2 separate regions of the Mus musculus genome follow, and region 2 is linked to region 1. Evidence: chromatin loops called from intact Hi-C (ENCODE). Cell type or tissue: heart. All regions are shown on one strand. Links, peaks and the distances in the headings refer to the core of each region. The heading gives the core; the rest is flanking DNA. Region 1 holds the start of Commd5 (COMM domain containing 5). Region 2 holds the start of Kifc2 (kinesin family member C2).

The links. Peaks named below come from ENCODE experiments on the same cell type or tissue, not always from the same donor. Only the 100,000 strongest peaks of a DNase experiment are listed, where the experiment ranks them.
Region 2: it touches region 1 in a loop (2.1-fold over the local background); 3 of 42 quality-filtered maps call a loop at or near these places.

The regions. Positions count from the first base shown.
Region 1 is chr15:76,892,208-76,907,345 of GRCm38, reverse strand. It overlaps Commd5 (COMM domain containing 5), which reads right to left and starts at 7,405. Exons shown (of 2, transcript NM_025536.2): 1 at 7,354-7,405; 2 at 6,049-6,994. The coding sequence starts at 6,941. The coding sequence ends at 6,267. Zfp7 (zinc finger protein 7) reads right to left here. Exons shown (of 5, transcript NM_145916.3): 5 at 14,951-15,138. It overlaps Rpl8 (ribosomal protein L8), which reads right to left and starts at 3,275. Exons shown (of 6, transcript NM_012053.2): 1 at 3,237-3,275; 2 at 2,896-3,043; 3 at 2,666-2,807; 4 at 2,310-2,528; 5 at 1,375-1,490; 6 at 1,028-1,225. The coding sequence starts at 3,033. The coding sequence ends at 1,067. Gm52198 (a long non-coding RNA gene) reads left to right here and starts at 12,109. Exons shown (of 3, transcript XR_003951576.1): 1 at 12,109-12,138; 2 at 12,231-12,406; 3 at 13,657-13,865. In heart, for the core only: a CTCF peak has its summit at 7,399; DNase peaks (open chromatin) are centred at 6,545 and 7,475; H3K4me3 peaks cover 2,412 bases; H3K27ac peaks cover 2,675 bases.
Region 2 is chr15:76,653,509-76,668,646 of GRCm38, reverse strand. Kifc2 (kinesin family member C2) reads right to left here and starts at 8,066. Exons shown (of 18, transcript NM_010630.3): 1 at 7,882-8,066; 2 at 7,560-7,641; 3 at 7,263-7,411; 4 at 7,029-7,167; 5 at 6,775-6,920; 6 at 6,636-6,701; 7 at 6,418-6,546; 8 at 5,975-6,052; 9 at 5,751-5,865; 10 at 5,564-5,673; 11 at 4,468-4,576; 12 at 4,202-4,365; 13 at 2,514-2,618; 14 at 2,297-2,418; 4 more. The coding sequence starts at 7,980. The coding sequence ends at 1,189. Cyhr1 (cysteine and histidine rich 1) reads left to right here and starts at 11,753. Exons shown (of 4, transcript NM_001357882.1): 1 at 11,753-12,287. The coding sequence starts at 11,931. Foxh1 (forkhead box H1) reads left to right here. Exons shown (of 3, transcript NM_007989.4): 3 at 1-423. The coding sequence ends at 340. In heart, for the core only: a CTCF peak has its summit at 7,305 (motif pointing left); DNase peaks (open chromatin) are centred at 6,386, 7,186, 8,456, 8,816 and 1 weaker place; H3K4me3 peaks cover 2,646 bases; H3K27ac peaks cover 1,655 bases; H3K27me3 peaks cover 1,951 bases.

The sequences.
Region 1 (15,138 bases), core at 5,491-10,490:
TACAGATGGTTGTGAGCCACCATGTGGTTGCTGGGAATTGAACTCAGGACCTCTGGTATAGCAGTGAGTGTTCTTAGCCACCTCTCTAGTCCAGATATGACCAAGTTTAAAGCTTTTTTTTTTTTTTAAGATGGAAACTTGTCTTAACTGTCAGTCTGTCTGTAATTTATGATTCCTCTGCATGGTCTGTGACCCTGGAGAGGTTAAGCCTCAGAACTACACTGTCCTGGTGGTGCTGCCTAGCTCTTAGTGATCTGTCCCCTGAATAGGGAAACAAACATGCCAGCTCCTTGCTGTTCCATGTAGGGCACTAGGTATGTGGTTTCAGGTAGTCTGAGGGCTATAGCTTTCAGTGTCAGCACCCACTGCACACAGGAATCTAGGACCAGCTGACAGTAATCTCAATCTATAACTTCTATCACGATCCATGAAGGTGGGAAGGGGTGACCAAAACCAGGACTTAAAGGTACAGAAGCACCTCTATTCTGCATGGAACAAATCTTAATGTGTAACAGCTGCAGTCGTCATCACTCCCAGGGGGTGGGGGCCACATTGGATGTCTAATATTCTCTAGGCAAAAGATACAACCAACTAAAAAGTACTTGGACATTCCAAAAAGAAGTTTCTACACTCACACACTAGTGCCCAAGACAGCCTGTAATTAGGAGTTGGAGACTAGCTTCTACTGCACGTTGAGAAGGAATGGGGGGAAAATTCTGTATCAATTACACAGACCCATTTGTATGGGCTGAGTGGAGACCAAGGCTCACTGTACTGTCACCACTAACCCCAGCAACTGTGGTCCACATAATTTACGTCAGTACCGCATATTGTAAACTGAGCTTCCCAGCTGGGCAGGATGACAACCCCAGCCTGATCTTCAGTGAGTTCCAGACAGTCAAGGATTATGTAGAGACCTGGTCTCAAGTCATCTACCCAAATCCCAGGCGCAGCATGCCATGCTCCCTTGTAGGGTGGAAGCATCTTTCACTTCCAGGGATCCCTCACAAAAGAGGCTCACACACGCCGGATTAGCCAAAGGACGTACTTTATTAGCTCCTGAACTCTAGTTCTCCTTCTCCTGTACAGTTTTGGTTCCACGCAGCCGTCCAGTCCGGCGGGCAGCAATGAGACCCACTTTGCGCCCAGCAGGGGCATCTCTTCGGATGGTGGAGGGTTTGCCAATGTGCTGGTGGTTACCACCTCCAAAGGGATGCTCCACAGGCTAAAAAGAGAATGAAGTTAGGTTAGTGTAAGGGTCATCTCACCTACGTAGGGAACACGGGAAGAGCCGACAGCCCAGGACCTCCCTGCTGCAGATCCTCCCAGCACAGCAACAAGAAAAGCCCACTCACTCAGTTCTTGGTTACTTACATTCATGGCCACACCCCGCACACGTGGCCAGCAGTTCCTCTTTGCCTTGTACTTGTGGTAGGCACGGCCAGCCTTTAAGATAGGCTTGTCAATTCTGCCCCCACCAGCCACAACACCTGAAAAGTGACACAACACCTCTGAGACATGCACCATTCACCATTAGTCTATGGCAGAAATCTACAACCCCACAGAAGTCCAGCAAGCTCTACCTAGGAAACCCCTTACCCTCTGCAAACTGACACTTTGACAGGTGAGGCAAGGACCATGCCTGTATTAAAGCAAACTGTTGACTCAGCCCAAGTTTCCATGGGGTGCACCTCAATATTCAGTGCCTGATATTCAAGACAGGTCCTTCAACCTCTGAAAACACCTCCCACAAATGGGCAAACCCACCTACCAAACACAGCATGCTTTGACCACGTGCCCTCAGAACTTATCCTATGCAAGGATGAGGTTAGCAGATCCTAAGATGTTTCCAAGTAACTAAACAAGAGATAAGTCATGGCCCCTTTTCACTGACTTGAACATCTTTTAACAGCCACTACTGGTCCTATCTTTTCTAAAATGAACCAACTAAACTCAAGTGCAGGATCAGAATTCCTAGGTCACAGTGCACAAAAGTGTCAAGCGGTGTAATCTTTTTTTAACCTAATTTTATGTATACACAGGCATCTTTACCTACATGTCTGTATCCATACACATTTATACAGTGCCCAGAGACCAGAAAAGAATCAAATCCCCAGGACAGGAATCAGTTAGTTGTTTACGAAGTAGGTATTCTAGCACTCTACAACTAAATCCCCAGTTGCATTCTGTTAGTCTTCTCCCATGACCAAGAAAATAAGCAATGTGGTTCTATGGCCTAGGCCCAGCAGCTGGCAGTTCATATGCCGACCACCCGCGTCTTCAAGGCCCCACTGCCCTCCCGCACTCACCAACAACGGCTCTGTTGGCAGAGGAAATGACCTTCTTGGACCCCGAAGGCAGCTTCACTCGAGTCTTCTTGGTCTCTGGGTTGTGGGAGATGACTGTGGCGTAGTTCCCGGAGGCTCGGGCCAGCTTGCCCCTGTCCCCAGGTTTCTCCTCCAGACAACACACGATCGTACCCTCAGGCATGGTGCCCACGGGCAAAACATTGCCGATATTCAGCTGGGCTGTGGAGAGAGGGGGCAAAACGACTGTTAACGCTAAAAGCCATGCCAAACCCACACCGATCCCAACCCACGAAGCTCAGCTCAGCACCCAAAGTCCCGGGCCCAACCCTTCCTTCCTTCCCCGCCTGGAGGCTCACCCTTCTTGCCGCAGTACACGAACTGTCCAGTGTGGATCCCCTCCGCTGCGATGAACAGCTCTGTCCGCTTCTTGAATCGGTAGGGATCCCGAAAGACGACTTTGGCGAGGGGAGCGCCGCGGCCAGGGTCATGAATGATGTCCTACGGGTCAGGGTGGTGTATTGTATTCTAAGGCCTGCTCGAGACGCCCGGTTCCCCGCCTGCTTAACTCCCGCCGGTGCCCTCCTACCTTTACGATGCCTTTAATGTAGCCGTGTCGCTCCGCGAAGTCCACAGCACGTAGGCGCGCGGCGCCCTTACGGTGCTTCACGTGCGCACGGAAAACAGAACCCGCGCCTTTCCTCTGCCCTCGGATCACACGGCCCATGGCGGCGAGTCTGGAAATGGTTCGAGTTCAGCGTCCAAAAAAATCCCCAGCCTCCTGCCAGCCCCCAAGGCCGAAAGCAACGCCATCCCTCCCTTCTGATCCTGGACGAGTGGGCCAGGCCGCATGACAGACCGCCAAGTAGTTAACGGCGGCGGATGGCGGTGGATAATTTCAAAACCCGCAGCGGACAGAGCACAACTTACCTGCCGGCAAGCAAGGCCGAAAGAGGAAATAGACGGGTCAACGCAGCCTTATCTTCCGGGGCGGGGCCATAACTCCGCCCCTTCCCCAGCGCAATGCCTGTCGGGTCTTGTAGTCACATGCAGGTGTCCTGTGTGTCTACCAAATTGCTGAACCAAGGCAATTGCTGAAACTTGTCGTCCTGGGGAGAGGCAGACTCTGAAGAAACCGACTCAAGAGTCTTACGGAGGAAGGGCGGGAGAGAGGAGGCTTCAAGAGGTGGAAGGATTTGTCCAGGGCAACGCCACGCAGAATCTTGAGCTTCCGAGCTGGGCCCAGACGGAGGAGATTGGATGTGCAGACACTGGAAACCTAGTGCTTTGCCGAACTAGAAGATTGAAATTTGACTGGGTCAGGCGGAGTTCCAGGACAGCCTGGGCTAGAAAACAAGTTCCAGAACAAGCTAGGGCTACAAAGAAAACCCAGTCTGGGGTAGGGGGTTGGGGGTGGAGGGGAGGAAGGAGGTGAAGAAGAACAAGAAGATAATGATTGGGATTTAAGAAGGTCACCTGCGGAGTTCTCAAGATGTCTGGCAAAGAAGCCAAAAGTTAGTGGCCTCAGCAATTGGAAAGAGGGTGGGGGCAATGACCCTGGAGAGCTAAAGCGGGGAAGGAACGCAGCGATGCAGGGCGATAAAGTGGCACAGAGCCCCCCAAACAGAGGTTCTTCATCTGAGTGAAACCTAAGTAGTCAATGGCATAAACGTGTAGACTGAGAGGGAGGTAACTGAGGGTCAGGGTCCCAATTGGTAAGAGAGGTTTGTCAGAACTGGGAGATTTTACATGGCAGAGGCTAAAATTGACATATTGAGGAGGAAGGGACATGGGTTGGTGATCTGACACACTGAAAAGAAGAAGGGACAGGCCAGACGTGGTGGCACATGCCTTTAATCCCAGGGCTTGGGAGGCAGAGGCAGGTGGATTTCTGAGTTCGAGGCTAGCCTGGTCTACGGAGTGAGTTCCAGGACAGCCAGGGTTGTACAGAGAAACCCTGTCTCGAAAAAACAAACAAACAAACGAGGAAAGAACACCGAGTTATCGTCATGGCTCAAGTTCCACAGGATGCTGGTGCACAGGGTATTCCAGAAGGGTAGTGGAGCTTTGGGTGGCAGGGTTCCAGGACTTGCAGAGTGGTAAATCAAGCCACCCAGGGGCAGGGTAAGGAGTTGAGTCAGCCCAGAAGAGAACCAGAATGAAAGATGCCTATACAGAAAAGTCTGTGGGAGGATGCCTGCTAGTGCTTTGTCTTGTGAACCGTGCAGGGCATAGGGCCCTGCCAGCACTAGGGTATATCTCAGCCAACCGGCCCACAGGACAGTTTTGTGAGAGTCTGTAAATGTATGTGCAAGTTTTCAGCCCTGTCACACTCTTCCTATATAGGCATCTGCCACTGGGTTGTCCTTTCAGAAACAAAGACATCTTTAAAAAAAAAAATTGTTGTTTATTTTATATGATCTTCAGCCACACCAGAGGAGGGCATCCGATCTCATTGCAGATGGTTGTGAGCTACCATGTGGTTGCTGGGAATTGAACTCAGAACCTCTAGGTAAAGAGCAGTCAGTGCTCTTAACTGCTCAGCCATCTCTCCAGCCCTGAAAAAAGACACCTTATATATTTATTTATAGACAGGGTTTCTCTGTGTAAACCTGGCTGTCCTGGAACTCACTCTAGATCAGGAGGAACTCAAACTCAGAGATCCATCTGTCTCTTTTGAGTGCTGCCATTAAAGAGGAGCACCCCCACCATCAGGCAATTTTTTTTTTTAAGATTTATTTTATGAGTCTGGGTGTTTGGCCTGTACAACTGCACCAAGTATATGCCTGGTGCCCAGGAATGACAAAAGAAGTGATTGGAGCCCTTGAAAATGGAGTTACAAACAGCTATGAGCTGTTACGTGGCTGCTGGGAATCAAACCCAGGTCTTCTGCAAAAGCAACAAGGGCTCTTAACCACAGACTCAACTCCCCAGCTCCCAAAGACACTCTTGACATGCCCAGTGGTTCCAAACTCCCCATGGAGTGGGAGGTAAAGTACTGGACAGGTGCCTCGGACACATTCAAAGGTTTTAATCCACTAACGCTGCATGGCTTCACTAGCAGCCGACACACCACTTGATCCGTCTGCAGAGTACTCCTGTGACCAACCTTCTCCTCATCTGACCTGGCTCTATTCAATTGTCACAAGCTGTACTCATAGTTTTATTGTTTGTTTTAGATTTACAACTTTCTGAGTATGAGTAGTTTGCTTGCATGTATGTTTGAGTACCACATATGTGCCTGTGTTGGATGTCTTGGTGTTGGGTCCCCCCTGCCCTTCCCCCACAACTGAAGTTACAGAAGGTTGTGAGCCACCACGTGAATGCTGGGACTTGAACCCAAGTCCTCTTTGCAAGGGCAAGTGCTCTTCACTGCTCAATCAATCCTCCGGCCCTGTTCTCATGTCTTAATATTTAAAATATGTATTTAATGTTATATATACCAAACATTATTTAATGCATATTTAGTATTTGTAATGTCTTCCCCCCACCCCCTCTGATCTTTCCACTAGGATGTCAGCTTCAGGAAAGCAGGAATTTAGGGCAAAAGAATAAACACGTCCGCAGCAAAGCACAGGACTTAGGAAAGCAAATGGGCAGAGTTCAGCCATGCTGAGCAACCATGTTGTATGTTGTAAGAGATCTTCATCTGGACTTAGCTCTGCACATCGTCTCATCCAGGAGCACAGCTGGGGAAGGGACAGGTAGGTTTAATTCCCTAATAGAATAACATGTTTTTAATAGTTGCTTTACCTCTTTAATTCGAAACTGAGCCTCACTACGTAAAACCCAGCCAGGCCGGCCTTACATTTCACATTCTCCAGCCTCAGCCCAGCTGTTTACTTGTAAAACAAAACCCAAAAGTCCCAGCTGTCTTTTCACTTAAAATATGTTCTTACATCCTCATCACCAGTGCGGCTGGGTTCTGGTACCAGCTTCAGCACCCCACAGTACCAGGGTTCAGTCCTGCAGTTTGCGCTCACACTTTCTCTCCAGCTCTGCCATCTCCTTAAGGACCAACGCCACGCTGTAGCGCAGCTCCTGGAATTTGGCTATGGGCACCTCGAAGCGGTGTGCCGATCCATCTGTGAGCTTCAGCTGCATGAGAACACTCGGTTGCAGGGAGCGGGACTGAGCACTGGTTGAGATGGCCACATCCACCCGCCACCGGAAATTCGACACACGAGGCAGCGAGGATCCCTGCTGCTGGGCTACAGAGTCGAGAAGAGGGCGTTGACTCCCAAATGCCAAACTGGCCAGATCTCCAATCATATCTTGGGGAATGCCAAGTTCCTGGAGTTCGTCCTGGAAGGCATCTGGTTTCAGACTGGCAGGGGGCAGCCGGAGAGCCTGCTGGAGCAGGGTGTGTGTGCCCGCCAGCAGGACGGCCAGACGCTCCTCTGACAGGTTGGCGCTGGCACCAAGGTGCTGCACGGCCTCTCTGCAGTCTTTCCCATGGAGGGCCCCGACTACGAGTTTCAACAACTTTCTGAAGGTGCTCCTGTCTAAGTCCTTCAAGAGCTGGGCCACTGCCGTCACTTCTGCAGAGGGCTGGGAACCCAGGAAACTGACCCGGCCGCTGTGACTGTCAGTTGGATGGTGTAAGTATGGAGCCGCAGCCCCCAACGCAGACATCCTTCCTTTCCCTTTCTTGACCAGGCCGGAGAGAAGGTACTAACCACAGTAGCCTGGAGAGGTGAAGGAGAGACAAGTGACTTCCTACTCGGGAGCTTCATGTACTAAAAACTGGGGGTGGATGAGGGGCTCCCACCCGCCTGTCTACCAAGGATAGATAGCAAATAGGATGCATGCTTTGGAGGTGGCCCTGAGACCTTGCGGCAAAGGAGCCCGCCTGAGTCTAGCAGAAGGGAGGCGTCCCGGAGATTTAACAGTTGGCAGGGAAAAGAACCAAGAAACTGAAGCGCGCACCAAAATCCTACATAAATAGGGAACGAGGACCCCCCCAAACCCTGAATCCTCATCATAGCTCTGGAAGACCTAAATCACACATTACAAATACAAACTAAGCCTTGAACGCCCTCTGCACCTGGAGGAAGCTATCCGCAGGAGCTGGCTGTGGCTGGCAGCAGCTGAAACTTGGCCGAGTCTCAGGAAGTGCCACTTAGACACTTCCGGGCCGCTCTAGGAAAGCGCGACCGTGGCTCTCTGTGGTCCCGGGAGCCGAGCGCATGCGCCGCCCGGTCGCTTGCCTTCTAACAGTGTTTTGGGAAGCGAGAGGAAAGTTCAGTTAGCTTCCGTGTGGGATGCATGGATTCTGCTGGCCTGTGCAGCCCCATGTGAAGAACAGACGTAAGAATTATTGTGGTTGATGCCAACGAATTGCATATTTTAAAATACTTAGATGGTCTAGGCGGCGGCCCACGTCTTTTAATCCGAGCACTAGGAGGCAGAAACAGTTCAAGGTCAGTCGGGTCTACACAGAGTTCCAGCACAGGCAGCGCTACATACCCTGTCTCAAACAAACAAACAAACAAACCCAAACAATTTCAATAAACCAAACAGAATTCCCCGCAGAAGTGGGGGGGGGGGGTAAATTTGTGTGGTATATGCATTATAGCCCCAAGAAGCTTTTGGGGTAGGTGATTAATTTTGCCGGCAAAGTCTGGACGTTTTATCAAGGATGGTATGAATGGCTAATGACCCAGCCCTGGTGATATAAGCGAGTGATCGGAAGAGCCTGGGACAGGATGATCGCAAACCCAAGGCAGGGCTAATCTGGGCTCCAGAGTGAGTTCAAGGTCAACCTGAAGAACTTGGTGTGTTGCTTCATCAGAGATTGGAGGAAGTTGGGCGTTATGGTGTACACCTTTAATTCCAACACTTGGGAGGCAGAGGCAAAGAGATCTCTGTGAGTTCTAGGCCAGTCAGGGCTACACAGAGATTCCATCTTAAATAAATAACACACACAGACACACACACACACACACACACACTTCCTAAGCAGCCAAAATTAATTTCGTGATATAGCAGAAATATAATGGTTCCAGAAGCTCTAAGTGTTGATAGGACCATGTTCTTGAGCCCCTTGCAACATTAGCTTGCAGCCAAACATCCTTGACATTCCTTAGCTTGGATATATCACTCTAATCTCTGTCTCCAGACAGACTGCTTCTGCTCCTGAATGCTGGAATTAAAGGCATGTGCCATGCCACCACTTCCTGGCTCACTGCCTCCATCTTTAGGTGGGATTTCGACTTTCCTGTAAGCATTCTCATGACTTCACTTACCAGGACCATTGTTCCAAATAGTGTCTCATTTACTCTCAGGTTCCGGAGATCTTAGGACTCCAGGATATCTTTTGAAGAACAAAATTCAACCTATATCTAATATATGTTCATAAAAGCCTTTTGTTTGGGGATCTTTTTTTTTTTTTAGCGAAGGGGATGTGCATTTCTGTGTGTGCTCACGTGTGTGTGGGTACACATGTATGTGTAAATGCATGTGCATATGTGTGCATGTGGAGACAGAGGTCACCATGGCTGGTGGCATTTTGTTTGTTTGTTTGTTTTTCCGAGACAGGGTTTCTGTGTGTAGCCCTGGCTGTCCTAGAACTCACTTTGTAGACCAGGCTGTCCTGGAACTCAGAGATCCACTTGCCTCTGCCTCCCGAGTGCTGGGATTAAAGGCATGCGCCACCACGCCCGGCGGCTGGTGGTATTTTAAGGGAGAGTGTGGAGCCTGCTCTCTATTTAACATAACTGGAGCCATTTTGTATCCAGTCTCCATTTTGTTCATAAGTTAAAATTAAGTTCAGGTTCTCAGGCTCCACTTCCCAGAAGAAATTATCCATAGCTGACACTGGAGACTGCTACTCAGCCAAAAAGTTAGGGTTCACCTCTACTCTATTATCTCAATGTATTGCGCCCCCCATCCTCTCTTACTTCACCTAAGACCAATAAGTTAGCTGTATGGTTAGCCAAAAATGTTATGCCTCTTCACTTCCTGACTTTTCCTATAAAACGCCTGCCCTGAGGCCTGGCTGATACACTTAGGCTCTGGGTCTTTTTGGTGGTCCTGATTGATGAGTCTGGGGTATGCGTTCAATAAGTTCTTAACTGAGGTTGATGTGGGTTTCATGTGGCAATTCTTGAACCCCAACACAGGGTAGCCCTGCCTTAAGTAGCTCTGGCTATCCTGGAACTTAAGTGCATAGACCAGCCCGACCTCAAACTCCTAGAGACCTGCCTGCCTCTGCCTTTGCTCTCTCTGTCTCCTCTACCTCCCATGTACTAGGATGAAAGATACCAATATGCTAGCTTTGTTGCTCTTAGTTTTGTTCCTTTGATTTTGTTTTGGGGGGTTGTGATGGTTTGTATATCCTTGGACCAGGGGAGTGGCACCATCTGAAGGTGTGGCCTTGTTGGAATAGGTGTGACCTGGTTGGAATGGGTGTGTCACTGTGGGTGTGGGTATAAGATCCTCACCCTAGCCGGGCGTGGTGGCGCACGCCTTTAATCCCAGCACTTGGGAGGCAGAGGCAGGCCGATTTCTGAACTCGAGGCCAGCCTGGTCTACAAAGTGAGCTCCAGGACAGCCAGGGCTATACAGAGAAACCCTGTCTCGAAAAAAACCAAAAAAAAAAAAAAAAGAAAAGATCCTCACCCTAGTTGCGTGGAAGTCAGTCTTCCACTAGCTGCCTTTGGATGAAAACATAGAACTCTCAGCTCCTCCTGCGCCATGCCTACCTGGATACTGCCATGCTCCCACCTTGATAATGGACTGAACCTCTGAACCTGTAAGCCAGTCCCAATTAAATGTTGTGTTTTATAAGACTTGCCTTGGTCATGGTGTCTGTTCACAGCAGTAAAACCCTAACTAAGACAGGGTTGTTCAGTTTTGGTTTTTTTTTTTTTTTGAGACAGTGTTTCTCTGTGTAGCCCTGGGTATCCTGGAATTCACTCTGTAGACCAGGCTGACTTCAAACTCTGAGATCCACCTGCCTCTGCCCTGCAAGTGCAGAGATCAGAGGCATCATCTGGCTTCTGCTGTTGCTTTTTTTTTTTAAGATTTATTTTATTATCATATATATACACTGTATACTGTTCAGACACACCAGAAGAGGGTGTCAGATCTCATTACAGATGGTTGTGAGCCACCACGTGGTTGCTGGGATTTGAACTCAGGAACTTCGGAAGGGCAGTCAGTGCTCTTAACCACTGAGCCATCTCACCAGCCCCCTGCTGTTGCTTTTAATTTCGTTTCCTTATGCATGTTTATATGGGTGTATTCGTGTGTGTGAATGTGTGCCCCAACGTGAGGACAGTTTGCAGGAGTTAGTCTCTCTGCTCCATGTGGGTTCTGGAGATTTAACTCGGGGGCATCAGGCTTGATGGCAAGTGCCTTTACCCACTGAGCCATCACCTTGCTTTTGCTTTTGGTTTGAGACAGGGGCTCTCACAGGGACATCCCTCTCCAGGGTCTAGCCCAGTAAGTGTAGTCCTCTTCTTTCATTAAGGAAATGTCTCTTTGCAACAAAGGAAGACCATGTTAGAAAAACACAACCTATCAAAATGGAGAGCTGAGAAGAGCAATCTCCATGGATATATTTACAATATAAGCCCTGCATCTAAGGCTTGGAGATTGTCTTAGTTTACTTACTATTGCTATGGTGAAAGAGCAGGACCAGAAGCAAGCTGGGGAGGAAAGGGTTCATTAGGCTTAAACACCCCACATTGCAGTCCTTCACTGAAGCAAGTCAGGGCAGGAACTCATGCAAGGCTGGAACACAAGGCAGGAGCTGGTACAGGGGTCACCAAGGGAGGAGAGCTGCTGGCTGGCTTGCTCCCCATGGTTTTCTCAGCTTGATTTCTTATAGAACCCAGGACCATTAGTAACATTAACCACACTTAGCGCGGTGTAGTTACATAATTAGGACTATATATGTGTGTACATATACATACATGTGTGCATATAACAATAATTAATTTTTTCAAAGGCCATGAATTTTAAAGAGTGCAGGGGTGGGGTGTCCTGAGGTGGGTAGATGGAGAAAAGGGCAGGGGGAACAGATGTAATTATACACGAGTCTCAAAACGTAAGAATATTATTTATTTATTTATTTATTTATTTATTTATTTATTTTAAAAATAAGTACACTGTAGCTGTCTTCAGACACTCCAGAAGAGGGCGTCAGATCTTGTTACAAATGGTTGTGAGCCACCATGTGGTTGCTGGGATTTGAACTCCGGACCTTTGGAAGAGCAGTCGGGTGCTCTTACCTACTGAGCCATCTCACCAGCCCGTAAGAATATTTTTTAAGATACCAAACTCAACAGTTATTATAAAGGGGAAAGAAGTAACAGCATGGGGGCTGGAGAGATTGCTCAGCGATTAAGAGCACTGACTGCTCTTCCAAAGGTCCTGAGTTCAAATCCCAGCAACCACATGGTGGCTCACAACCATCCATGATGAGATCTGATGCCCTCTTCTGGGGTATCTGAAAACAGCTACAGTGTACTTACATATATTAAATAAATAAATCTTTAAAAAAAAAAAAAAAGAAGTAACAGCATGAGCTACCAGTAAGACAAGGACTCCCTTGGTCCAGTCTGGCCCTGAGCTTGCAATGGAGCTGAGGTGGCCCAGGAACTTCTGATCCTCCTGTCTCCACTTTCTCAGAGTGCAGGGATTACAAGCAGGCACTACCACTCCTCAACTTTTTTATTTGTTTGCTTTTCCAAGACAGGGCTTCTCTGTGTAACAGTCCTAGCGCGCTCTCTCTCTCTCTCTCTCTCTCTCTCTCTCTGTAGACCAGGCTGGCCTCCCATTCACAGAGATCCACCAGCCTCTGTCCCAGGTACTGGGATTAAAGGTGGGTTCCATCTCATGCTCTTTTCTTTTCTTTTTTTTTTTTTTTTTTAATGAAATGCTGGGATTTACAAACCAGGGTTTTGTGAATTCTAGGTATGCATTCAACCAAGCTACATCAGCAACCAGAAAACACCTTTTGAAAGACATGACAGCATGAGTCCCAGAACAGCACAGCATCATGTCCTGGTGGTAGCCCAGTGGGAAGGACATTCCTGCACAGCTGCCAGGGAAGTCCCCTTCAGGACTTTCCCATCTGTACCAGGCTCTAGGTATAGTCTGATGGCTCCATTTTCCCTCCTAGACATTTGTGAAGCCTTTTTCAGACATAACCCTATTGTGGCATCTACCAACACAAAAGCCAGAAATGACCCACTTCATGGGTCTCTGATAGCCATTTGGAAAGGACTGCCCACAGACTGGCCAGTCCTGGTGGGAAGTTAAGGTACAGTCACTGACAGCAGGTGGTGGCTTCATGCTAAGGGCTCACTCTTGGAAGTGGGAGGGCTCTATTTCAGGGGGAGGGAATGTAAAGAGGCCCAGTGAAGAGGCTGGGCATGATGGCACACACCTGCAATCCAAGCACTCCAGGGGAAGGGACAGAGTATTGCAACAAGTTGGGAATCCAAGGATAGCATGGTCTACACAGCAAGGGATACATATCGAGACCTTGTCTCAAATTAAAAAAAAAAAAAAAAGCAAATGGTACAATGATGCCAGCAGTTAAAAAAAAAAAAAATGAGATAGAAGCTAGCACATAAAAAAAAAAAAAAAAACTAGCACATGACTCCTGAGATTCTGAACCAAGGCCATACCAGCGCAACAGAGACTCATTCACTATTTGAGAAACAGGTGTAATGTGTTCCTGATCCCTGGTAGAGATCAGTTATTCAACCATAGGACACCAAGCAACCGTGAATACACAGTCACTTGCCTTTATGGGCTGAGTTCTGTCAGGCTTGCTGAGCATGAAATATTTTGAAACTTTAGACTAGCTGGGCGTTGGTGGCACATACCTTTAATCCCAGCACTTGGGAACCAGGGGCAGGCAGATCTCTGAGTTCAAGGCCAGCCTGGTCTCCAGAGCCAGTCCTAGGACAGAAAAGGCTACACAAAGGCACTGTCTCAAAAAACCAAAAAAATAAAACATTAAGTTTGGACTAGAAAGGCCTTTGAGAGGCTGATGAGATGGCTCAGCACTTAAGAGCACTGACTGCTCTTCCCAAGGTCCTGAGTTTAATTCCCAGCAACCACATGATGGCTCACAACCATCTGTACAGCTACAGTGTTCTCATATACATAAAATAAATCTTTTTTTTTTTAATTAATTAATTAATTTATTTATTTATTTATTTATTTTTTGTTTTTTTGAGACAGGGTTTCTCTGTATAGCCCTGGCTGTCCTGGAGCTCACTTTGTAGACCAGGCTGGCCTCGAACTCAGAAATCCGCCTGCCTCTGCCTCCCAAGTGCTGGGATTAAAGGCATGCGCCACCACGCCCGGCAAATCTTTTTTTTAAAAGGCCATCAAGTGTCCTAACAGAAGTCAAGGAACCACTCTAGCCGGAGGATCCTGGAAAGTAACTGCAGACAGTGGACGTCCAGCTCATAAATTTCAGAGGGAAACAAGGTCTCTATGAGAAACGGCCATTTGTCTCTCTTGCCTTCTTGCTCTGTCCTCTCATCCCGCTCCCCCTCTCTTCCCATTCCTCTCCTCCCTCTCTCCACATGCTCATGACCGATGTCTACTCCTCTGCTCTGCCTGTCTCTACTACCCTCTCAACTCCTCTCCCCATGCCCTGAATACACTCTATACTATTAAAAAATGTATAACAAATAAAAGAAAAAATAGCATGTGTTATTTTGGCAAAGAATCTGGCTGCCTTTTGCCAATATCCTAAAACTCACTTGAGGCAAATTAAAAAGTAGTGGAGAGGTTGATGAAGAGATGCCTCAACAGTTAAGAGCACTTGTCACTCTTAGAGAAGACCTGGGTTCAAGTCCCAACACCCACATGGCAGCTTAAAACAGTCCCTAATTCCAGTTCCAGGGGAATCCAACGCCCTCTCCTAATCTCCACAGGCACCGGGTAGAGACATAAATGCAAGCAAAACATTCATATACATAAAATGAATATTTTAAATACTCCTTACATAACTAACTCATTTCGTTGGAGGAACTCTCAAGACAGCATAGTGTGGCATGGCTATTACTAATCACTCTAATGGGGCGATACAATGGAAAAACAGAAAAGCAAAAGATAGGGCAGAAAGAAATGGAAAACGGGGGCTGAAGGGATAAGAACACTGACTGCTCTTCCAGAGGTCCTGAGTTCAATTCCAGCAACCACACGGTGACTCACAACCATCTGTAATGGGATCTGATGCTGTCTTCTGGTGTGTCTGAAGACAGCTGCAGTGCACTCTTATAAATAAAATAGATAAATCTTAAAAAAAAAAGAAAGGAGCTGGTGATATGGCTCAGTGGTTAAGAGCACTGTCTGCTCTTCCAGAGGTCCTGAGTTCAATTCCCAGCAACCACATGGTGGCTCACAACCATCTGGGATCTGGGATCTGGTGCCCTCTTCTGACTTGTAGGCATACATGCAGACAAAAAGATATATACATAATAAATAAATCTTTTTAAAAAAAAGAAAGAAAGAAATGGAAAATGGATAGCGTGGAGAGGAAGCAAGCACTAGGAAGCTTAAGACTGTAGACGAGTTTAAGCTGTTTCTAGGACTCACAAGGCTTTCCTAAAACCTATTTCCTTATCTGAAGGAGAGATTCACTTTGAGTTCAAAGTACAGGCTACACCTTTAGTGTGACACACACTTTTATTTAATGGGTAAATGGTAAAATATTACAGAAACGAATAAAACATTTCCTAAGTAGACTATTCTTTAAGAACAAATCTGAATCTTCCTAGCATCCTCAAGTCTCTGATAGCATAAATTACCCAAATTAAATAAGGCTTCTGGCTTATTCATAGTTACATTACTTTTA
Region 2 (15,138 bases), core at 4,709-9,708, 240 kb after region 1:
TGAGGATTCCGCAGATTCCAGGGGAGTGCCCAGGAGGGGGAGCAGAGCCTCCTTGTGGGGACAGCTACCCACTTCTTACTTGCCCATCTATACGCCCAATGTAGTAATGCCCTTGGCCACACTACCGACCACCTCTTGTCCCCAGTGCCCATCTTCTGCCAGCCCAGCTTACTGGAGCGTAGGCACTGAATCCCAAGGGTCCCAGGACCTGCTCTGTGATCTAGACTCCCTCTTCCAGGGAGTACCACCCAACAAGAGTATCTATGATGTGTGGGTCAGCCATCCTAGGGACCTGGCAGCTCCTGCCCCAGGCTGGCTCCTTTCCTGGTACAGCATGTAATATTCTAGGGCAGAAAGGGCTGCTTCTCTCTTCCACCCATGAATATCATTTTGATGAACCAGAGCTAGGAGCATGTCCGCAGCGACAGCTTTAAAACACCAGGCACAGCCTTGCTGAAAACCCACAGCTTTAATTAGGTTACTCCAGAAAGGGTTGTCTCTGCTAGATAGGGAGGTCTGGCCAATCGTGCCAGGAGCGGAGCTCAGCCTGTAGAGTGCCTCCTCTTGATCCTACCTTTTCAGGCCCTCAAGCCATCCATCTATCCATCCCTCTGTCACCATGCCTTCCTGGCTCCAGGCTGGGGGGAGGGAGAGCCAAAAGTGGGTCCGATCTGAAGTCTTGCCCTCTCTCAAATGCCTGGGTAGAGGGTAGCACCTTTCAGGGAAAGGGTTAAGAAATGAAAGACTGGAACGGACATAATTTTGGTGTAATGGAAGTAGGGGAGCGATTAATAGTAAAGGAATTTACAACATTTTAATTCCAAGTCTGGTATTGGGGGCAGGGTGGCGACTTGGGAAACCACTTGGTCTGGGGTCTGGTTCCTGCAGCTCTGGCCCCCTGCTGTGTGCTGTGATAAGGGCAAATGGCGATAAGGAAGGGGGGAGAACTAAGGGCCTGTGGCTCAGCTGGGGGTGGAAGGGTGGAGGCGATCCTTTCTCAAAGCATAACATTCTCTGGCCAGATCTAGAAGAGGAAGGGGGACACTGTAGGGCTCTGTTGGGGGCAGTTAGGGCCCCAGAGTTTTTGTTTTTTAAAGGTTGACCTGGGAAGTGGGGTATAGGATTCACAGCTGCCTCTGCCAGCAGAGGTACATTCTCAAGCCCAGTACCAGGGGCGTTGACCCAGATCTAGGGAGGCGGGTCCCCTGGAGGTTCAAGAGTCAAGCCAGAACAGCTGTTAGGGCTGGTACTGGGAGGGCTTCCGGGAGATGGTGTAGGGGTGCAGGAAGTTCCAGTGAGTGGGGTGTCAGTACTGAGAGAAGAAGGGGTTCCAGAGCGTGGGGCTCTACGGCGCCGGGCGGGCCCCAGTTCCACTTGACCCACTCGCTCGGCGAACTTGAGCGAGCAGATGGTCTCCCCGAGATCTTCCGCCCTTGTGGAGATCTACAAGAGAGGGGAACTCATACACTGTCCCGGTGGCAGCACCCCAGGCTTGCACTAGCCCAAGGGACCCACCTGCAGCAGCAGAACTGCAGTGGTGCCTGCGCAGAGCGCCGGCTGTAACAGGCGCGTAAGCTGTGAGTCGCGGAAGGGCACATGAGGCCTCCGAGCTCGCAGCGCCGCCATCACTCCTCCTAGTGCCAGCAAGGAGCGGTTGATTGCCTGGGCCTCACGCAGACGCCGGGCGCCATTCGGGTCTCTCTGGACCGGGCTGGCCACCCCTGCTTTCCACACCCGTTCAGACCCTGCCAGGTCCACCAGGTGCAGTGTGCCTGCAGGGCAAATGAACCGGATGTGGAGGAGACTTTCAGGGAGCTAGAAACTCTGCAGAACTTAAGCACAAACCGGTGGTACCTGTGATACCCTGGGCCCGAGGCGGAGACGCTGCACGTAAAGTCAGCGTAACTAGGGCGTGGGAGCGTGAGCTGTGCTGGTTCATGACAGTGGCTGCTGTAGCTCGGTTGCTTCTCCCCAGACTCAGCATCTGGAGAGTAGAGCATCAAGGCTAACCTGGTACATATATATAGCTCCTGCCCTTAGGTGGCAGTAGACAGGGGCCCTGGAAGGCAGCCTTACCTGGTGCAGGGTTTCCAGGTTAGGTACGTCCCAGTGTGTGAGGCCAGCCACTTGAATTCCCCCCTGCCCTGCAGGTCCCTGCCTTACTACCAGGCGCTCTGGAGGCCCTGTAGCTAGGAGGTCCCTGGTGAGAGAGGGTGGGTTTAGTTGTATGGGTTTTAAAGGTGGCTGCAGAACCCTGGGCCAGGGGCAAGGAGAACACCGCCCACGCATCCCTGACCTGACTGCCTCGTTGTAGATCTCCACCATACTGAGGGTCACATGGTGGTGCCCTCCAGTCCCCATCTCCCGGAACAGCAACTGCAGTGCCCTAGGAGCTATGCCAGGGTCCTCAGGTGGGCCCTGAGGACAGTGTGCAGTGCCACATTGGACTCTCATTCAAAGCCCTGAGTTTCCCTTCCTCCCGCCCCCCCCCCCAAGTGCGAGCTCCAACCTACCTCCATGCTGTAGGTTTTCCCTGTCCCAGTCTGACCATAAGTGAAGATGCAGACACTGTACCCCTGGAGGCAGGACAACACAGCTGGCTCCAGCTGCCTGAAGACCTGGGAACGAAAAACAAGTGGGAGAAGTGTTCTAAATCCTTCCCTATCTCCTTGTTCAAGACCGGGAAGGGTAGTAAGCACAGTCAGCAAAATGAGAGCAACGTGTAACTGCCCTAGTCCCTTCCTCATACAGCAGCTGCCTTAAGAATCGGTGGGGAGGGCTGGTGAGATGGCTCAGTGGGTAAGAGCACCCGATTGCTCTTCCGAAGGTCCAGAGTTCAGGTCCCGGCAACCACATGGTGGCTCACAACCATCCCTAATGAAATCTGATGCCCTCTTCTGGAGTGTCTGAAGACAGCTACAGTGTACTTACATATAATCAATAAATAAATTAAAAAAAAAAAAATTTAAAAAAAAAAAAAAAGAATCGGTGGGGAAGCCGGGCGTGGTGGCGCACGCCTTTAATCCCAGCACTCGGGAGGCAGAGGCAGGCGGATTTCTAAGTTCGAGGCCAGCCTGGTCTACAAAGTGAGTTCCAGGACAGCCAGGGCTATACAGAGAAATCCTGTCTCGAAAAAACAAAAAACAAACAAACAAAAAAAAGTTCAGGGTTGGGCTGGAGAGATGGCTCAGTGGTTAAGAGCATTGACTGCTCTTCCAGAGATCCTGAGTTCAATTCCCAGCAACCATATGGTGGCTCACAACCATCTGTAATGGGAACTGTTGCCCTCTTCTGGTGTGTTCAAAGACAGTGACAGTGTACTCACATACACAAAATAAATAAATATATGTTTAAAAAAGTTCAGGGCTAGGTAGTGCGAAAATGGGAACTACAGGTGAGAAACTTCACAAGAGATACACTTGGTCTGGTTTGTTAGATAGATCACCCAGTGCAGGCTGCCCAAAGCACAGGAAAAAAGTCTAGGGATATGTACATGGCTACAGTTTGGGGTGGGAGATGATGCCAGGGGCGAGTATAAGACAGACAGGAGCAGGTGAGACATCAGTCAGCAGTGAGTCTGTCCCTGCTACATTATACCATCTCTGTGAGAACAGCAGATAGCCTGGGTCTTCTCTGCCAGCTCTGTCCCTTACTCAATTCCTTATCAGCTCTGAGCCCCCATCTTAGTCCCAGAAGCTCCAGCAACACAGTTTATGTGCACATGGAGTCCATGTGTGAGACAAGCTAGGGCAGACTGCTTTTCCATTGGGGTCTGGCCAGAAAAAAGAGAAGAGTAAGATCGGAGTAGGGCAGTGGGGGAGCACCAGGACACCCACATAACCTGTCTGAGGGTCACAAGGCAAGAAGAGGCTCTGCCTATGGGCAGAAGCCTGGGCAAAAGAAGTTCCAAGCTATCATCACCCACAGGATTACAGCCCTGTCTTCACCGCTGGGAAAGCACCAGTGCTCTGCAGCCAGTTCTACAGGAACAGTAACTCATCTTGGACAGGCATTTTCCTTAGCACTCAGCTGGACAGCCAATCCTGCCTCCAAGGCCTTTCAGTGGTTCCCTTCCCTGATGGAGCCTAGCCTCCCACCATCTAAGTATCCAGATGGGCATGGAAGAGGGAATGGGCCTCCTCTGGACCCAGGGGACTCTGAGGAAGGGTCAGGATAGATGCAATGGGTAGCTAGCTGTCACCTCCTCCTGGCTGGCATCTTGAGGAAAGACCCAGTCCAGGCGAAAGCGATGCTGGCGTCCTCGGTAACATGTGGTGATGGTTCCCCCTTGTCCAGGCTCCACGCTCACCAGGCTGGAAGGCTGCCCTTCAGCTGGTCTCAGCCGACACAGGACACGAATATTCCCTGCATTGGGGACCACATCGGCATATTGCCTCCATAGCCCTAAACATAGAGAACTCTTCTATACTGTAGTCACTGGGGCTCCACTCCTAAAGCCAATCTCACCCTTGAGTTCCAAAAGCCGCCCTGAGCATCCAGTTGGGGGTGCTTGGTTCCCTTCTGAGAGTTGAGTCTTAGCCTTTCCAGCTGACAGAGCCCCAAGGGCCCAGGAAACCTGAGAGGAAAACAAAGAAAGGTGTCCAGGTGTCCTAGTGAAGCAGGGTGTTGAAAGCAAAACGGCCATTTGTGGTGGCATACAATTTTCAGTGGGTATGGACCTGAGGCCATCATTCAGGGGGGTCTGAAACACAATCTAGGAATCATACATAGGAATATTCAGTCTATTATCTGTCCTGGGCTTCCCAGCTATTGCCAATTTTCACAGTATAGAAATGAGGACATAGCCAGGTGGTGGCAGCATGTAGTTTTGTCTTGTTTTGTTTTGTTAATTTATCTATTTATTATATGTAAGTACACCATAGTTGTCTTCTGACGCTCCAGAAGAGGGAGTCAGATCTCATTACAGATTGTTGTGAGCCATCATGTGGTTCCTGGGAATCGAACTCGGGACCTTCGGAAGAGCAGTCAGTGCTCTTAACCGCTGAGCCATCTTTTCAACCCCAGCAGCAAGTACTTTAATCCCAGCACTTGGGAGGCAGAGGCAAGTGGATCTCTGAGTTTGAGACCAGCTTGGTCTACAGAGTGAGTTCCAGGATAGCCAGGGCTACACAGAAACCCTGTCTCAATTCCCCTACCACCAAAAAAAAAAAAAAAAAAAAAAAAAAAAGAAGAAGAAGAAGAAGAAGAAAAGAAGGAAAGAAAGAAAGAGCCGGGCAATGGTGGCACACGCCTTTAATCCCAGCACTTGGGAGGCAGAGGCAGGTGGATTTCTGAGTTCGAGGCCACCAGGACAGCCAGGGCTATACAGAGAAACCCTGTCTCAAAAAAGAAAAGAAAAAAAAAGAAAAGAAAAGAAAAGAAAAGAGAAAGACAGACACTTTGGGTTGCTCAGAAATTACTCTGATCCAAGTGTCAACAACTGGCCCACTGGTCCAGGCAGCTCCTGAAGGACGGGAAGGGAAAACAGTAACAGAGGCTCCCCTGGGACAGACAGTGCACAGACTGCTTATAGAAAAGGTACCAGGAAGGGAGTGGTCCTAACCTGGCCCTGAGCCTCACTCAGCGAGCCCTGGCAACTCTGCGTAAAGGTGCTGACCAGTCCTCGGAGGTCCCCACATCCCTGACGAAGGCTGGCCATCCGTGCCCGTAGTCCTAGGGGAGGAAGGCCATTGAGAGGGGGGAAAAGCAGATTGCAGAGCTTGGCCTGAAACCATCTTCTCATCCCTTACCTGCCAGCTGTCCGTGAACTTGCTGCAGCTCCTGTCTGCAGTTCTGCTCTGTCTCCTGCTGGAGCTGCCGGAGGGCCCCTTGAAGGCCCTGCAGCTGCAGCTCCTGGGCCCCCAGCTGTCCCTCCCAAGCCCACTTCTGTCACTGAGGAAACAGGCACCAGGCCCTGCCCCAGACTTCACCCCCAGCTTCCCATCCCGCCTTATCCCTAGGTTCCCTAGGCCACCTGGACTCGGAGAGCTTCTGTGGTGTCCTGGGCCTCTTGAAGCTGGCCCTGCAGCTCCAACAGTGCCCCTGCCTCCTCCTATAGAGAGTGGGAACCAGATGGGGCCACAGAGCCAAACTCAGGAAAGCCAATGCAAACTCAGGAAAGAGTATCCTATAGTTCCAATTCACAGACTCAGGCCAAAACAAGAATGGCTAAATCCATGGTACCCAACTTCATGCAAGGCTCCCTGACCTAGGCTTTTTGCTCTTTGTTTTCCTGAGGTTTCACAGAGAGACCAAGAATGGGGGTGGGGGTGGGGTGATTTTTACAACAATCAACCTCACTGACTTTGTTCATAGTTAGAGATGGCCCCCACCTGAGGAGGTTCAGGTACTGTTGCTGGATACCAGGTGTACAGGAACCTGGGCTGCAGTTAGCATAACAGCCAAATGGCAGAGTACCTGGGAAAGTCTGGGGAGTGGTCCAGGCCCCCAGTGTAGCAGGAGGTCCCGAGTAAGGCTCAAGCTCTGTTTCAAGGCTTCGTTCTCCAATGTGAGGTGCTGGACTCTCTTCTCTGAATCTGTCACCCCCTGACAGAGAGGGATATCATCAGGACCCACCTGAAATTCCCCTGACTTTTCAGCCTGTTTGTTCCCTATGCCCACCCCAAAAGCCTCACCACTCCCAGACGAAGTCTACTCAGCTCTTCTTCCTGTTGCTCCAGCTGTTGTCTCAGCTCTTCCAGCTGTGGAGGAGTCAGAGACAGGACAGAATGCCTTTTTAGGTCTCACACCCACCCAGTCGCTGACAGTCCTTACCTGTCCAAGAATGAGCTGTTCCAACCGCTGCCAAACTCTCTGTTCCTCCTCCAATTGGAGAGGCTGATGTTCCTGGGTCTCATCCCTTGGTACCTCATCCAGGATGGGAGTGGGCTGAGAGGAGCTTTCTTCTTGTGAAAGAGACCCTGGAGAGGGATGAGGCCAGTTACAAGTGAGGAGATGTCTGGCATAGTGAGCAGAGCTAGTTCTGATAGATCCTGCTCCTTCCACTAATGGTGATACTCTTTACAGACCATCTAGAGTGGAGGGCTGCACGGGGCAGGTTGGCTGAGTCCCCTGGAGCAGGGCCTGCCTCCCCCGGGGGCTCCGTGTCCATGCCAGTAGGGCCAAGAGCTGACTTGTTACTGTCAACAGTGGGGGGACTTCACCAGGCTGTGAAGGAAGTAAGAACCAAAGCAGAGGTGTTGGGAGTGAGAGGACCACAGAGGCTAGGGAAAGGAATAATTGCTGGCGACGGTATCGCTCACCTTGCCCAGGTCAGGAGTCGTCCCGCAGCTCTCTTCTGCCCCCAACTGGACGGAGAGGAACTCAGCAAGACGCATGAGTGCCTCTTCCAGGGACACCTCAGCTGCTCCACCCTCCGCTCCTTTCTGGCCATCCTCAGATTCTGAGCAGCCTTTGAGGAGGCCAAGTGAGAAAGGAAAAAGCATTCTGCATTACTAGATGGAGGAGAGGCCTTTCTCCCTCCCGGTGAGGTTACAGTACACCAACTGCAGGTATCCCCCGGACCTTTCCTTCCCCAGCAGCTCCTAGTATGCACCTACCGGCCAGGCTGTTCAGCTCGGACCACAGTTCTGATGTGAATTGATCCGGACGGCGACGACCCCTAGGTTGGCCGCCGCTTTTCTGGGAAGAGAGCATGAGGTGCAAGTGAGGGTACTGGCAGTATGTGCGACCCTTTCGCTTCTGAAATGGGCCAAGGGGTTGGGGCTGAGATCTTTGACCCCACAACAGAGACCATACTGGTCTCTGAACAGCCCTATTTCCCAGAGCAGGTACCTAAGGATTTAAGCTGCACAGGTCAGCCACGACCAAATCTCAGAATGATGGTGGTAACCAACCGTGATGCAGGCCCACTCCGCTCACCTGGGTGGGATCCCCGGGGTCCGAGACCGCCGCAGCCCCGCCATCCCTGCGGAAAAGACTGTAGAAGATGTAGATGAGCAGAGAGTAAAAGGCGTACATGGGGGCGCGGGGCGGCAGAGAGCACCTCTTCGCGCCGCCCCGCGTCCCCGCACCAGGTCTCTGCACCCGCCCGCCGCAGTGCCCATGCGCATGCTCGCGGCGGTCGCCCCCACGGACGATCTTCCACGGGCGGAGGGCCCTCACTGAGGGGCGACTGCGAAGAGCTGCAAAACTTGTACTTAAGGCCCTATCAAGCGGTTTTTAGTCCCTCTTTCGCAAAGACCTCTAGCCGCTGTCTAGTCTCTTTTGGGAATCCCGCATCAAGACCCCCACCAAGAAACGCGCAAGGGAACCGAGCCTTCAGCTCTCAGGTGTACAACCTCTTCTCCCTCGATAGCCCCGCCCAGACTCCACCCCTCCCCGGGAGCCGGACCCAGCCCGGCCCAGACCTCCCCTTCGGTCATAACCTCGCCCCTCCCACAGCTAAGCAATAACCCTTGGAAGCCCCACCCCGGCCCTTCTCACAGCTCCGCCTAGACCCCTCGAAGTGCCGCCTCTTTTCTCAGTCCACGCCTGCTGCCCCGAAGCCCCACCTACATCTCCCGGCTCAGACCCGGGGCGCTTCGCAATGCCAGTGCTCCAGCAAACCCGTGCCGAAGATCATGGGCTGTGACGCATGCCTTTAATCCCAACGCTCAGAAGGCAGAGACAGGCAAATCTCAGTGAGTCTGAGGCCAGCCTGGTCTATACAGGAAGTTCCAGGACAGCCAGGGTAATGTAAAGAGACTATCTAAACCACAAACTAGTACTGAACCTCTGGTCGCCACCTCCGCGCTCCCAGCCCCACCCCTCTAGAGCCTCCGCAGCCCTCCACAGGCCCCGCCCCGCCGCTCTAGCCGGAGCTCCTCTCGTTAGTGGATGTAAGCCGGCTGCTCCAATCCGCGCCTCGGGAGGGCGGGCTAGGAGGCGGGGCAGACTGTTGTGGGCGGGTTCGGGCCTTCAGCTCCGCGTCTCCAGGTGTTGTGCGCTGCCTGTGCTCCGCTGCTGCTTCTTCCCTTCTATCATTCTCAGGCATGGAAGGCCATAACTAGGACCGTGCCCAGACCACAGCAAGAGACAGCTCCTCTTGCCGTTTTGAGTCCCTGGGCTGATACCACGCTTGGGCGCCAAGATTCCAATCCCATTCCCCTTCCCCAGGAAATTAGTCCTTCTTCCTTGCAGGTGAGTCCAGTGACCTCAGGGCTCCAAAAAGTTTGGAACTGAATCTCTTCTAATGTCTACTCAAAGGTCTCTGGAACTCGAGGTTCCTGAAGAGCTCCACTAAGGACTCCAGATCGCCAGCCTCTGTGTGTACTTCTCTCCTAATTTGAAGATTCATTTCCTATCTCCTCAAACTCACTACTATTCAACGTGTCATGGTTTCCAAACCCAGGACTGAATGGAGCACTGTCCTGTCCCACCTGGTATTGGCAGGGGTGTCCCTGCATGCAGCGGTGAGCTCTGTACAGGTGAATATTCTTTTTTTTTTTTTTTTTTTTTTGGTTTTTCGAGACAGGGTTTCTCTGTATAGCCCTGGCTGTCCTGGAACTCACTTTGTAGACCAGGGTGGCCTCGAACTCAGAAATCCGCCTGCCTCTGCCCCCTGAGTGCTGGGATCAAAGGTGTGTGCCACCATGCCCGGCTACAGGTGAATATTCTTACTTTCACAAACTATGTAGATCCCTCCACTAGAAAGAGGATGATGCTCCTCCCATGGGAGGCTGGGACTCCTTAACAGTCCCAAACTCTTTCCTACTTAAAAGTGGCTGCTTTTAAATGGCTTCTTTTCCCTTAACGTGTCTCTCTTTCCCGGTGTCAACAGTCCAGTCGAGGAGCAGCTGCCGGCTTCCTGCTCCAGACCTTTGCTGCCATCATTATGTTGGCCCCAGGGCCGAGCACACATGAAGACTGTCTCGCTGGAGCTTGGGTTGCCACAGTCATCGGTCTGCCTCTTCTGGCCTTCGATTTTCACTGGGTGAATGGGGACCGCTCTTCTGCCAACCTGCTTCTGGGAGGAGGCATGGTGCTGGCAGTGGCTGGTGATCACCTGGGCCCTGAAGGGTGCTCTGTCGCTGGGCAGGCAGTACTGCTGGTGGTTGCAGTGACCATCCTTATTGTGGCTGTTTTCACAGCTAACACTTACGGGATGTGGGGGGGTACCCTGCTGGGTGTGGCAGGCCTCTTGAGCAGGCTGGAAGAAGACAGGCTGCTACTGCTGCCAAAGGAGGATGTCTGTCGTTGGGCCCTGGCTGCAGGTAGTTGGGCCTATTGCAGGGCCCTGCACACACAGCGCCTGCAGTGGGAGTGATTGTAGCACTGATTGGGGCTTCTGTGCCAGGTACTACTATGCCTCCTACCTGCCCACATGTAGAGCCTGTTATAATTTTACTAATGGGCAGAGCTTGGGTGCTATCCCTTCTCTAGTCATGCATGTGTGGAAGTTTACCTAAACCAGAATGCTAACAACAGGTCTTCAGGACACTTGGGGCCTGGGAGGAACATGGTTGTGAGTCAGAGACCTGATTTCCAATAAACGTAAGGAATATACAGGAGTATGGAATTTGTTTATTCTTGAGCTAGCTTCCTAAGGCCTGTAAGGTGATTTCCCTGAGTAAAGGAGTGGGGGATGGGCTGTAAGTAGCAGAAGGTATTATTCACTTTGGCATCCTGGTAGACTTGCCAAGAGAACCCCCAGAGTGCCAGGCATGGTGGTGCAGGTCTTTAATTCCAGTTGGGAGGCAGAGACAAGCAGATCTCTGTGAGTTGTGGGTGGCCAGGCTGGCCTACATAGTGAGTTCCAGAATGGCCAGTGCAACATATAGTGAGACCCTGTATCAAAAAAAGAAAGAAAGAAAAGAAAAAGAAGAAAGAAAAACATTTTTAAAAAAGAAAAGAGAAAAAAAAAAACCAACTTCCCGTGAGAAGAGAGTTTTGGGCCTTGGTTTCCTGGGACACAGTAAATTTGCATATATCCTTGGTGGACCTGGCAGGTGGCCCTCTGGGGCAATGACCTTCACAAACTGATGGCTGTTTTCATAAAGGGCAGAAGAGTGCTATACCCTCAGCGATTCCCAGAAATTGCACATCTCTCTGGACTGACTTGATTACTACCTGTTTGACACCCTCTTGTCTGTGCAAGACATACCTTATAACTTAAAACCCCCTCTTTCTTCTATTCCAACTCTTTCTTTCTTCTACTCCAACTCTTTCTTTCTCCAACTCTGAGGTTGGGACGAAAGAGGTGGGTTAGGGAGTGAACCCAATAATCCTTCGCTGTTCCTGTACTTGCATCTTGTTGACCTTTATACCGTCGCGCAAGAGTGGTGGTAGGTGCGTTTTTCAAGATCCTGCTCTAATACTCCGGTCAGCTAGGCCAGAGCCTTGCACACACAAGCCCGAATTTCTGTACACATTGGCACAGGCATCCCCCCCCACCCCCCGCGCGCGAGCGCGACATGGGAGGCTTAGGGGCGCTTTGCACTCTCGAGGAGTCTGAAGTCTGGGGGCCTCTCCAGACCCCGAAGCTGATGGTACCTCTCCAAGGGCGGACTCCCCAAATCCCCCCACCCCCCGCCCTTCTCCGGATCCCCTCCTGGACCCCACCCCCTTCTGTTCACCTTCGAGGGTGGGTGGGCTCTCTGGCGTCCTCGCTCGTCCATTGGAGGTGGCCGCCGCGTCGTCTTGGCCCTCGCGGCGCTTCCATTGGCTTGCGCGAGGCCCACGTGATCAGGAGGGCGAGGGGGCGGTGGCGTGGGGGGGGGGTCCGCAGCGAAAACAAAGATGGCGGCCGCGCCGGGGTTGGTGGCCGGGGCGGCTGCGGGCCGACGGGCGGGCCAGGCCCACTGAGGCAGCTGCACGGTGGGCAGGCTGCGGGGTCGCCGCGGCAGTGAGAAGCCGGCAAGGGCGCGCGGCGACCCTAACTTCCAGCCGGCGAGCGCGCCGGCACCCGCCCGCCGGGCCGGCCGGCCGTGATGTCCGGCGCCGAGGAGGCCGGCGGGGGTGGCCCGGCTGCAGGGCCCGCGGGTGCCGTGCCGGCCGGGGTCGGGGTAGGGGCCGGGCCTGGGGCTGCCGCGGGGCCGGCTGCGGCGGCTCTGGGCGAGGCGGCGGGGCCCGGGATCCCGGACGAGGCGGCCCTGGCCGGCGCTCGGCAGCTGCAAGAGGCGGCCGGCGACCCCGACGCGCCGCCCAAGAAGCGGCTGCGGGCGGCCGAGGCAGCCGAGGCGGCGGCGGCGGCAGTGGCAGCGGGCAGTGGAAAGCTGGAGGAGCGTCTCTACTCGGTGCTGTGCTGCACCGTGTGCCTGGACCTGCCCAAGGCTTCCGTGTACCAGGTAGGGCCGCCGGCCCGGCCCGGCGCCGCGTTGCCTGGAGGCCTGTGGCCGGTGGCCGGGAATCCTTCCTATCCAAACATCCACCTTCCAGGTCTACGAAACCCCGCTCCTGTCTCTCGAGGCTCCTTATCCTTTCTTGCTCTGAATCTCATTTTCTGTGTTCGATGGTACCCTTTACTCCCCAGTCTGAATTTCCATTCTCCTCCGTAGATCTCTTCACCTTCTGGTTCCTCCAGGGTGCCTCCTTGATAGATTCCACATTCTTTTCAGCTGACCATGTAGAGATCTGTGAACAGGTACCCACCCTTTTCTACTGCTCATCAATACTGTCCCTCACTTCTAGACCCCTGGGTGAAGAAACTTCTTTCCTGGAGACAGGGCTCCAATTCTGGCAGCCACACCCCCAAAAGTGTCCTTCCATATCTGAACAACTAAGTAAATCTTCTTTTGTGCCCTGGGGAGTCAGTCCTGTGTCCTTCTGAAGACCTGGAAGAAAGGAGGGCCTCTCATCCCTTCTCAGTTCTGATCTGGAGGAAGCAATCCGCAACAAACTTTACTGTCAGGGTACTTTCTCCTGCCCCAGCCTAGCCAGTATTTCTATTCGGGGCCACCTCACCCATACCAAGCTGGCTTCCAAGGTTGCCAGTATCCAGGAACTTTGTCCTGCCTTCCCACTTGAAGACCCAGCATGCCAGTCAGTCTCAGAGTCCTGGTCTGTGTGGGTCTAACATGTCCTCTTCCAGGTAAAAGAGAGCAGACCTCTGGTTCAGTGGGAAATGTCTGTCCACCTTCCCCTGGTCTTTCTGCCTCAGTTCCCAGCCTCTTTGAAAAACAGAGCAGAGTCTCTTGTCAGCTTTCTTTGTACTTTCAGGAGCTAAAAGTGGCTGGTGGGGCCTGTTTCCCTGCTTTTCTTTACACAGAAGACCTGGCTGAGGGCCAGTAGAGGTCTAGTCTGTGTAGCCGTTTCCCTCTCCTTTGGATCTCCGTGTTCTTTCTGCCTTGGCTTGTGGTTTTGAGGTGGTGTGGGGTGATCCTGATGACCTGGATGGGGCAGTCACCCTCCTAGGTGTTAGGCCGGGCGAACTGGAGACAAGTTTCCCACAGCTGCTGATTCTAGCACCGGTATTTACCTCTCATTTTAGGGGCCATCAGAACCTGCTCACAGCTAGCCTTTTTCTTGTCTTGGCTTCTCGGCCCTTCTTAGTGGGGGGAGTTCTTCCTTTCCTAGGATTTCGTGAGAATCCAGCAAGACAGGCCAATGGAAGGGGGTCCCAAGGAATTCAGGGGTTTCCCAGTTGGTCCTGGCATGATGGTAGGCCACATGGCATTGGCTCCTGGTCTACACAGAGAGCCACAGTTCTGCTTCTGCCCAAAGTGGCTAATGAGACTAGCTGGTTCAAACCAGTCTACACACTGTGTTAGTTGTTGCTCTGGGTTGGGCATCTGAAGTCAGGCAGCTGAGGGATGTACTAGATGAAGTGAGTGGAGGGGCTGCCTTCCCAGATCCTGACCCAGGGGGAAGGCTGCCAGGTTCTCTGAGATGAGCTGTGTGCATTGACATTGATCTCCAAGCCCTGCCACTAGCCTCCTTCGCACCTCCCTTCTGCCAGGGTAGATACCTAGATGCTTCCCTGTCCTAAGGACTGGGAGAGTCCTCTAGAATATGTCATTTTGGAAGAGTCTTGGGCAAATGCTGGAACTTTGACTGTCCACAGATAGCATGTAAAATGGGAGTGCAGCAAGAAGAATAAGGAAGGGAACGTCCTGGTGTCTAGGAATGCTGCCAGAAACACTTCATGGCAGTCTCCTTACATGTGCCGTACAGCCCTGCCTGGAGGGTCCTGTTGCTGTCTTACTAAGGTACCAGGCAGGCCTCCCCAGGCTTCTTTCCTGGTCTTCTCAGGATCCGAGCACAGACTATCCCTGGTAGTGATCTAGTGTGGGTCATCACCTCTGCCTGCGCTCAGCTCTTCTATCTTCTGCTAGCTTTCCTGTCTATCCCGTGTTGATGGGCTGTCTCCGTAGTTGCCACCTTCAGCTGTTGCTGGCAACATTTGCCTGACCTCAGCAGAACACTTAGCTCCAGGTGGCACCAGCCATGCTGTGCATTCTGGGGGCTGACTCTTGGCTCTGCTGGGGTGATAAGAAGTGGGTAACCATGCTACGTCTGGCACTGGGCTTGGGGGGAAGCTACGGGCTGCTGAGGTTGGCTAGGTGCATGGTAACTTGAGAGTGTTATCCATATGCCACCTGTGAAGCCAGAGAACCTCTTGGAGGCAGACAAGAACAGATTCAGCCTGTGTATGCGGGCTCGTCCACCTGGGCCTGAGACAGCCTTTGGACCTGCAGGGCCAATTCCCATGGGCCATACTCACCCACTGACATATCCCAGACTAGGAAATTTATTCAGGTTGTCTGACCAAGGCCGTCAACCAAGTAGTTCTTATCCCTGGGGCCTGTGTCACCTGCTACAACAGGTGCATGCTTTGATGTTCTCTGTGTGGGTGTTAGGTATATCCTGGGCAACTGGCCCAACAAGGTGTGAAGCCACCTTCCTGAGTCTAGGGAGGACCCTTCTAAAGTCAGGCAGCCACTATGGCAGGTGCCTGGTAGATGGCATGAAGGCCAGAGGCAAACTGACACAAGAACTTCTGGCTAGTCCAGACTGGGCAGATGGACAGGCGGCTTGTGCTGGCCCCCTGTTCTAGATGTATTCATGAGGCCAGCAGACAATGTAGCCAGTCAGTAACTGCACATGGAAGTGACTTCTCTGAGGGAGCCCCAGCCTGTAATGTTGCAGCTTAAGTCCTGACCTACTTCCCGTAGCTTCCTGCTCCAGTCCTTCACATAC